Linked DNA regions of Mus musculus: region 2 is linked to region 1. Evidence: chromatin loops called from intact Hi-C (ENCODE). Cell type or tissue: heart. All regions are shown on one strand. Links, peaks and the distances in the headings refer to the core of each region. The heading gives the core; the rest is flanking DNA. Region 1 overlaps Nol4l (nucleolar protein 4-like). Region 2 holds the start of Kif3b (kinesin family member 3B).

Region 1 (4,386 bases), core at 85-4,084:
AGGCTGGCCTTAAACTCACCATGTAGGTGGTACTGACCTTGAACTCTTGTTCTCCCTGCTGACACATCCTGAGTGCTGAATTATGGACATGTCCAGTTTATACAGTCCTAGACGTGCTATACGTGTACTCTTTTTTTTTAAGACTTATTTATTATATGTAAGTACACTGTAGTTGTCTTAAGACACACCAGAACAGAGTGTCAGATCTCGTTACAGATGGTTGTGAGCCACCATGTGGTTGCTGGGATTTGAACTCGGGACCTTTGGAAGAGCAGTCAGTGCTCTTAACTGCTGAGCCATCTCACCAGCCCCCTAGACATATACTCTTAACAAATGAACTACATTCCCAGCCTCGGGTTTCTAATTTCAAAGTAGAAGACTTTCTGTCAAGCAGGACTACAGAGGCTGAAACTTGCTGCCTCATCTGTGTGGTGTCAGAGTTTGAGTCGGTCCCTTGGGCTAGTCCCTTTCTCTTTGTTTATTGCAAGGAACTTGGGGTGGGGACCCAGTGTTATACTTGCTGAGCCAGTGTCCCTAGGAGACTGCTTCTATGCTATCTGCCCTCTGATGTCCCTTTACATTAACTGAGCTTGCATTGCCTTAGCAGGCCAAATGAAGTTCCCAAGCCTCTCAGCTGTGTACAGACTGGGCACACTTGTGCATCCTGGGTCCTGTGTGCTCTGCCATGCTGGTCTCCCCCTCCCTGAGCTCTTCCTCCTCCTCCACTGTAACGCTCAGCACCAAAGAGCTTCCAGGACCTTTATACCAGTTGACAAATCTGTATCTGCCTGGAAGGCCATGTCTCAAGGTCTTCACTGGTTGCCAGCTTTTGCTGTCAGGAGCAGCTGGTCCATTTCATGAGCTTGCCTGACCCATTAGTTTCATCGCATACAACAGTTACATTAATAACAATAAGTGGTTTTTTGTTATTTGTATTTTGGCTTTTGGGATAGCATCTTGACATAGAGACCGGGCTGGCCTCAAACTTGTAATGCTGCCCCTGTCCTACTTCCTGTAACCAGCACTCCAGGCATGTGCCACACACTCCACTCATGGGTGTTTTTGAATAGTCCAGGACTATTTGTCTGTGGAGAGCCCTCTTTCAGGATTTTTTTTTTTTTCAAGACAGGGTTTCTCTATGTAGCCCTGGCTGTCCTGGAACTCACTCTGTAGACCAGGTTGGCCTCTAACTCAGAAATCTGCCTGCCTCTGCCTCCCAAGTGCTGGTATTAAAGGCGTGCACCACCACTGCCCTGTCTTTCTGGATTTCTTGTTCAGATTCAACATTTTGGTGAGAGGGACCTGGCACAGGGAATAACCAACACAGTTTCTGCCACCTTCAGAAGATGCACACACTCTAGGCAGATAACTGCCCTTTGGGGGCAGCTGATTTGATGGCTTGGTTGGGAGGTGAATGCTCTATCACTCTAGAGGGCAGGTACTCCTTCCCCTCTGTCATTTAGAAGTAATTTGTGGTGATAAATGGCTTTTCAAATGCTTTCAGATGCTTGAACAGTGTCCACTCTGGTTGTACTAAGTTCCTGTCCTTCCTCATATCCCCTGGCCTGGCCTCTGCTTTTGTAGGTGCTTCATAGTGTCCACTGCTGGGCCTGGAGGTGACACAAAGGCAAAGGCCAGCCTTTTCCCCCGTGCTATGGACCCTCCCCTCATTGGGAGCTGGGAAAATTCTTGGTCAAAAAACTGGGTCATCTAATTTTTTGTGGAGACCCACAGTGTGGCCACTTTAAGGCCAGTGGGAGTTGACCAGAGGAACAAGGACACTGAAAACCACCAACACAAGGTTCCTCAAGGAGGGGCAGCCCTGTAAGGATAAATCTTGGGAGGCTCCTGGCATTCATAAGTGCTCCCCAGATATCCAAGGTGCATTAGTAGCCCTACCCTCCTGAGCTTCACTGTTCTATGAGTCTGAGGAAAGCTGGGTTATCTGGGTTCAATTCCACCTTTGAACTTCAGCTGCCTGTGGCTTTATGTTTCAAGCCCAGATGTCTACTGCTGCAGTGAAATAGTGATACAAGCCAGGCGAGGTCAAAGGTCTCAAGAAATGTTTTGGAAAGAGGCAGGAAAATCCTGAGCCCGAATTGGCATGAGGAAAGCCAAGACCCTAGACTCCCACACCTCAAAGGATATGAAGTAAAGGTCTAACAGAGAAAGCAGGAATCGGTGAATTGATTTGAAAACACATTAAATTTCAGGAGTAAAAGGCGCTAATGAGTAACAGGCCTAAATCCTTTTTTAAAAGCGTGGGTTTCTTATTGACAGTAAAATCTTTAGCATGTGCAGAATGCAGTCTGTGTACTGTTAATTTGAAGTGTATGTCATCTTTACTAATCCGTGAACACGGAGCTCCGAACCTGTGGTTGTAGTTACAGACCAAACCTGTAGAGGGAGTCTTGTCTATCACAGATTGTTCACAATGCAACGCTTTCAGAGGAAGAAAGAAAAGGGCTTTTAAAAGAAAAGTTGGGAGGGTTAAAGGCAGACTGTTTCAAAATTACAAACAATCGCAGTGGCTGTCTCCTTTGCTCTCCTCTGCAGGCTCCACTGTAAATGAGTTGTAGCGTAAAGGAATCTGTAGAAATTGCCCTTCCTTCTAGAGGAACCAGAAGGTGGGCTCCTTATTGGGTTTCTTTTGGGGGGCGGGGCATCTCCCTACAGAATTCCATGAACGTCTACTATCTCTATCCTTGTTAAAGCACAAGCTTTATTCGAGGCCCATGTGTTCTAACCCGGGATTTGGAACTGGTGGTGGGAATTTGGGGGGCGTCTGCCCCTAACCCATTTTTCTCTGTCGAGGTTTTAATTCTGCGGTTTGGAGACTGGCTTGTTAGGTCTCAGGCGAGTCTGAGGTTGCTCGGAGGTTCAGGGCACCCCTCTGGTCACCTCGCGCCGCCCCATTCTATCTTCTGAAGCCGAAGCAGAAGGTCTGTTTGCCCCGAGGAAGACCGCACCTTGAGTCGGCGTGCGTCTTCCCTTTCCTGCAGAGACCACGCAGATTGTGCGCGCCCAGGTCTGGGCAGCATTCTTAATATTATGCTATGACTTTACAACTGTAGCCAGCGCGGCGTAAGAAGCCGGCACCGAGTGGTCTGCTAGAGCACAATGACCCGCAGAGTGGGGCGGGGGCCCTCAGAGGGAGCCGGGAGCGAGCGGGTGGCGGGCGCCGGGCGCTCCGGGTCGCCGGAATGTTTGGGTCGAACAGGTGAGCGCAGCCTAGACATTGTAGCTGGCCGCTGGGCAAAGAGGAGGGGTGCAGGGGCGGGTGCAAACTAAGTGGTGGGAAAGAGACAAAGGAAGAGTGAGAGGCGAGATGGTGTAGAATAGAGAAGAGGCGAGGGGAGGGGAGGAGGCGGCCCGTGGGTAGGGTGCTGAGGAGCTCAAGCTTGAACTTGATCGAGAAAAGGGGGCCTTGAGATGTGGGCGGGGGCCCGACCCAGAGTCGGCCACGTGCCTGGCTTTTCCTTGTCAGCGTCCCACTAGGACCTCCTAGGCTGAACACTCGGGTCCCGCAGCCCTGCACAACGAGCACCCGTGTCGCCCGGGATTGAGAGACGCGTAGGGTCGGGGGCTGTCTGGAGGCCCCATGGCACCAAGAGTTCTCGACCATGCTGCCTTAGTCACTTTCTTTGGGCCAAGTCTCCCTCTCCTGCTCTGAACACAGACAGCTTGCAGGGTATGTCCCTACCCCGCCCAGGACTTGAAGTCCGCAGCCTCAGGGAGCCAGGGCGAGCCCAGCTCCCAACGCCTCCTTTTCTCGGCTGCGCGCCCTGAAGGGATCTTCCTCCAAGCTCTTCTCCCTTAAGAGAGCTCTACCCAGGAGCGAACAGCGGCGCGTCCAGAGCACCCTGTTCCCCATACCTGGCCCAACGGTCCCCCCCCTTTCCTCCTCTTCTCCCCCACTCTCCTTTCTCCTCTTCCCTCTCCCCGGGTGCCTCCTTTTCCTCTCTTCCCCCTCCCCCCCATGCCCACTCCTCCCTCTCTCCCTCCCCTCCACCTCCTCCTCTTGCTGCTCCTCCTACTCCCCCTGAGTGCGTCCTCCTGTGCTCCCCTCCCCCCGGCCCCCGCCCCGTGCCCGGTCCCGCCCCCTCCCCCGCCTCTCCGTACCCGGTTCCCCCTCCCCCTTCCTCCCGGGCCGCGGCGCCGCCGCCGCCACCGCCGCCGCCGCTCGCCTGGGCCCTCCCCCTGGCCACCCCCGCCCCCGGGCCGGGCAGTGACGCGCCGCGGCGGTGCCAGCCCCTCTCCTCCGGCGGCCGCGGCGGCAGCAGCAGCAGCAGCAGCTGGAGCAGTGGGGCTGTCACCGCCTCCCGCCCGGTTCACTCCCAGAGCTAGATCGCCGATCAGCACCTCGCCGCCCGCCCAGGTACGGAG
Region 2 (4,386 bases), core at 67-4,066, 160 kb after region 1:
AGAGGGGAGCTGTGGAAGGGGAGACAATGTGGGAAGAGAGGGTATCAGCAGGAGTAGGAAGGTGATGGAGGTAAGTATGATCAAAACACACACATACACACGAATTTAAACATCACATGGGGCAGGGGAGACGGCTCAGCAGGGAAAGCACTGGCCACACAGGCCTGACAACCTGAGTCTACGGAGTTTGATCCCCAAGGCCCACCGAAAGGTGGAAGGAGTCAACTCCACAAAGCCGACTTCTCACCTCCACACACCACAGCACAGGCTGGCACTCACACACACACAAACTACAGTAATGGTATTTTTAAAAAGTCAGTCAAATTTATCAGATAAAATTAATATATGCTAGGAACAAACTAAAACATGCAGAGCTTTTTTTTTCTGAGATCTTGTTTCCATGCCACTGGGAGAACAACTTCTAGCCAAAGCAATTAGAAGCAACCCAAAATACCCTTGTGGCCTTCTAGCAGTTACTGTTGAGAAAGCAGAGGCATCAGGGAGCGGGGAGTAAAATGCCGTCCAGCTCCATCACACCTTAAGCCTCAGTCTTAGGCAAGCCGTTCACTTTTCTCAGGCACAGGTTCCTCATCTACAAGAGCGGGTGACATCACCAGCTGCCTGACACTGTCTGTGAAGACTAAATGAGATAATACGCCTCAAAAAACTTCTTAAGCATCAAGTTGCTCTAAGCACTTCTCAGAAGAGATAAATACCCCTATTCTTGTTATGAATATACCGGGTGACAGGCATGGCACAAGTACAGAACCTTTTAAGAGGTCAGTAACTTCCCCCCTCTGAGCAGACTACAAAGTAAAACTGTGGGTGGGGAATGGCCAGGGTGTCTAGAATACCCATATGCACTAGCAAGCTACACACCTAAGTCCTTCTGGTTCCAAGTCATCTTCCCCTTCTTGGAAGGCTCCATCCCATTAGTGATAAGTAGTACTTAACCACGTGTTTTGTGGAGGGGGAGGGGCTCAACAGGACCCACCCCTACACGAGGATTTATGGGCAGTTAACGGTTGCTAGGGGGAGGGGCTCACAACACAGCCACCCATTCCTGAGGTGTTGTGTCCCCACCACCACCACACCCCCAAACCTAACACCTCACATGAGTTATTGGTGATTGAGGGAGTAGCAGGCATTTTCTTCTGTAGTGTAGCCACGGGCAAAACGCCCATGCTCCTCAAAAGAACCTAATTTTTGTAAACTGCGCTAGGGCATGGAATTAGAAGGGACTAAAAAGTGAAGGGAAAGGGTCAGTGGGAGGGGAGCACGAATAAAATAAATTATACACACGGATGAAACGTCATCATGAAACCCGTTATATGCAATTAACATGTTTTGTTTTGTTTTTTTAAGCATCATGTCCCAAGCTACTCCAGACGCCCTGCTTCCCACGAAGGGCAATCCCATGATCTGATTTACAGATGAGAAGACTCAACGCCACGCTATGCAGCCTCAAACTCAAGCACTCAGACTTCAAACAGTTCTCTTGGTCTCCACATAGAGTATCCTGGCCGTTCACCCTCTTCCCACTTGGAGCCCTTTCATATACAAGTCTCCTCGGCAAGTGTCAAGACCCCAATGGGCAGACAGGTCTGCTGCTGCCAGAGAAGGCAAGGGGTTTGTCCAAGGTCACACAGCGAGCCAGGCACCGCCCTGAGGCTCGGACCTCAGGTTCTTGCTTCCTGAGCTGCCTTTCCAGCCAGGGCCTGGGACTGTGGCCCCGGACCGGCCGTGAGGAGCGAGCACGGGCGGCCGAGACTGGGGGGTCGTACCGGCCGCGCCCGAGAAAAAGCCGGGTGGTCAGAGATACCACAGAGGCCGGACAAAGGATGCTGCGGCTCGCAGAGCAACGACATCGGGATAATGCTGGGCGCCCCGCGGTGACCCCAGCATCTCGAACTCACCTGCGGCCGCAGCCGAGAGCGGGCGGCGGCGGCGAACCCGGGGCTCAGCCATTCCCAGCTGCCCCGGATGGGGAGAGACCGCGGCGCTCACTTCCTTAGCAACCCGGCTCGGCGACCCACTTCCTTAGCAACCGCGTCAATTTCAATAACTTTATTGGGCCTCCGAAGCGAGGAGCTCGCCGAGGGGCGGAACCCGGAGTGCAGCGGCGTTTTCCAGGTTCCCAGCGCGCGGACACTCTGACCCTCCTAGGCACCCGGACTCGGTCCTCTGGTCTCGGGTGCCTCAGTTTCTCCGTTTGTGAAACAGAGCCCAGTATCTTGGTCACACTACGCGCTTTCATCCTCCCCTTCTGAAAGCTCTTTCAGGTCAGTTCTCTGATCTGGGTCTCAGATTAGTATTGAGTGGCTCCCAATTAAGGCCACCCAGGGATGAAGGAAAATCTGTCCTGCCTGTCACTTTCATTTGGCCATCGAGTCCCACAGTCTGCCTTTCATATATTCCTGCTTTTCTCCACTTTTTTAAAGAACAGCACCACAAGCAAGGCCAGGCCACCTGTCATCTTTAGACTCGACTGCAATTCTTGTTCTCTGTTAATAGAGTATAAGGCCTGACCATCCATTCCCGGCGAGGTGACCTGAATAATAATTTAAAACCTGAAGCACATCCCTGCAAGGCATCCTTGGAGTCCCACTATTCTTACCATCAACTCAAAAAACTTTGGTTGAGCTTGATGGCTCATGACTATAGTTCTAGCACTCGGGAAATGGAGGCAGGAGGATGAACAGCTCAAGACCATGCTTGGGTACAGAGCAAGTTCCGAACTACACAGCGAGACTCTGTCCCTCAGTATCAAAAATAAATACACATAATTGTAGGGAAAAGATGCTACCCTCTGATGGCTCAGTGGGTAAACGCGTTTGACGGCTTGAGGTAGATTCCAGGGACCCACCCGGCAGGAGAGAAACAACTTAGGTTGTCCTCTGACTTCAGCACATGCAAACCAGCTGGGCTGGGAGTGCATGGTTGGCATCTCGACTAGATAGTCTGAACAATAATTTGAAAACCGGAATCACATCAAGTCATCCTCCCTGCATAGCATCTTTGGAGTCCGGCTACCCTTCCATCAAAGCAAAAAGCACTCTGGAAGGAGGAGTGGGCAGATCTCTGAGTTGGAGGCCAATGTGGTCTACAGAGCAAGTCTAGGAGAGCTGGAGCTACACACAAAGAAAAAAAAAAGATACCTACCAAACTGACGCAAAGTAAAGTTTACCTGTATTGGTTACAAACACATTATGTGTTGTTTACAAGAACATAATGCAATATATGTGTTTATGTTTCATCTCTTCTGTATCTCTTGGTAGTTTCTAGGGCTAATAATTGCCAAAATTTTCTCTCATTTTCATTAGTTCTTTTAGTTGCTCTTTGTACCCTCTCCCATTCTGGGCTGTTGTGTTTTGTTTTGTTTTAAGATTTATTTATTTATTGCATATAAACACACTATAGCTGTCTTCAGACACACCAGAAGAAGGCATCTGATCCAATTACAGATGTTTGTGAGTCACCATGTGGTTGCTGGGAATTGAACTCAGGACCTCTGGAAGAGCAGTCAGTGCTCTTAACCGCTGAGCCATCTCTCCAGCCCCTGGGCTGTCCTTAAATTCACTAGGAAAACAAAAATAACCTGGAACTTCTGATCCTCCTGCCTAAGTTCTGACATCACAGGCACATTGCACCACGTGACATTTACGTGGTGCTGGAGACAGAACCCAGGGCCTCCCAGACGGGTGTTTTGTTGTTGTTATTGGTAGTGGTGGTTTTGTTTGTTTGCTTTCTTGCATTTTCCCGAGGCAGTGTTCTCAGTGTAGCCCTGGCTGTCCTGGAATTCACTCTTTAGTCCAGGCTGGCCTTGAACTCAGATATCTGCTTGCCTCTGCCTCTTCTGTATTAGTTATTTTTCTGTTGCTCTGATGAAGCCCCATGCCAATGCATTTTATAGAAGAAAGCATTTTTGGGGGGGATTTTCACTCCCAGCACTGGGATCACAAGTACGTGCTACGACATGGCTTTAAATTGTTTTTAAACTTCTTTACCATTTTACGTGTATGAATGTTTGCCTGCATGTACGCATGTGCACCTCGTGAGTGTCTGGTTCCTGAGGTGGTAAGAAGAAGGCATCATATTCATTGGAACTGGACTTACACACAGCCAGTTGTGAACTGCCCTTTGGGTGCTGGGAATTGAACCCTGGTCCTCTGCAAAAGCAGTCAGTGCTCTCAACGACTGAGCCAACTCCCCAGCCCCCAATGTGGCCTTTTAATCTGGGTGCTGGGGGTTGAACTCAGGTCCTCATGCTTGAGTAACGAACTCACTCAGCTGTTACCCTCGACCACTATGGCTGGCTTTACTATGACTTGGTTTAGACAGGGTCTCACCATATAGAACTTACTATGTAGACCTGGTTGTCCTCCA

Evidence for each region. Hi-C counts contacts between places; a loop is a spot of excess contacts. Peaks named below come from ENCODE experiments on the same cell type or tissue, not always from the same donor. Only the 100,000 strongest peaks of a DNase experiment are listed, where the experiment ranks them.
Region 2: it touches region 1 in a loop (2.2-fold over the local background); 1 of 42 quality-filtered maps calls a loop at or near these places.

What each region holds. Positions count from the first base shown.
Region 1 is chr2:153,444,349-153,448,734 of GRCm38, reverse strand. The region is part of intron 4 of Nol4l (nucleolar protein 4-like); the gene reads left to right. Among named protein-coding and RNA genes, the nearest start is that of Nol4l, 83 kb to the left of the region's middle. In heart, for the core only: a CTCF peak has its summit at 2,396; DNase peaks (open chromatin) are centred at 3,234 and 3,944; H3K4me3 peaks cover 1,693 bases; H3K27ac peaks cover 2,667 bases.
Region 2 is chr2:153,289,035-153,293,420 of GRCm38, reverse strand. Kif3b (kinesin family member 3B) reads right to left here and starts at 2,005. Exons shown (of 9, transcript NM_008444.4): 1 at 1,917-2,005. Gm39961 (a long non-coding RNA gene) reads left to right here and starts at 1,995. Exons shown (of 3, transcript XR_866869.2): 1 at 1,995-2,282. In heart, for the core only: no CTCF peak of the experiment used is centred there; DNase peaks (open chromatin) are centred at 1,010 and 2,030; H3K4me3 peaks cover 1,924 bases; H3K27ac peaks cover 1,026 bases.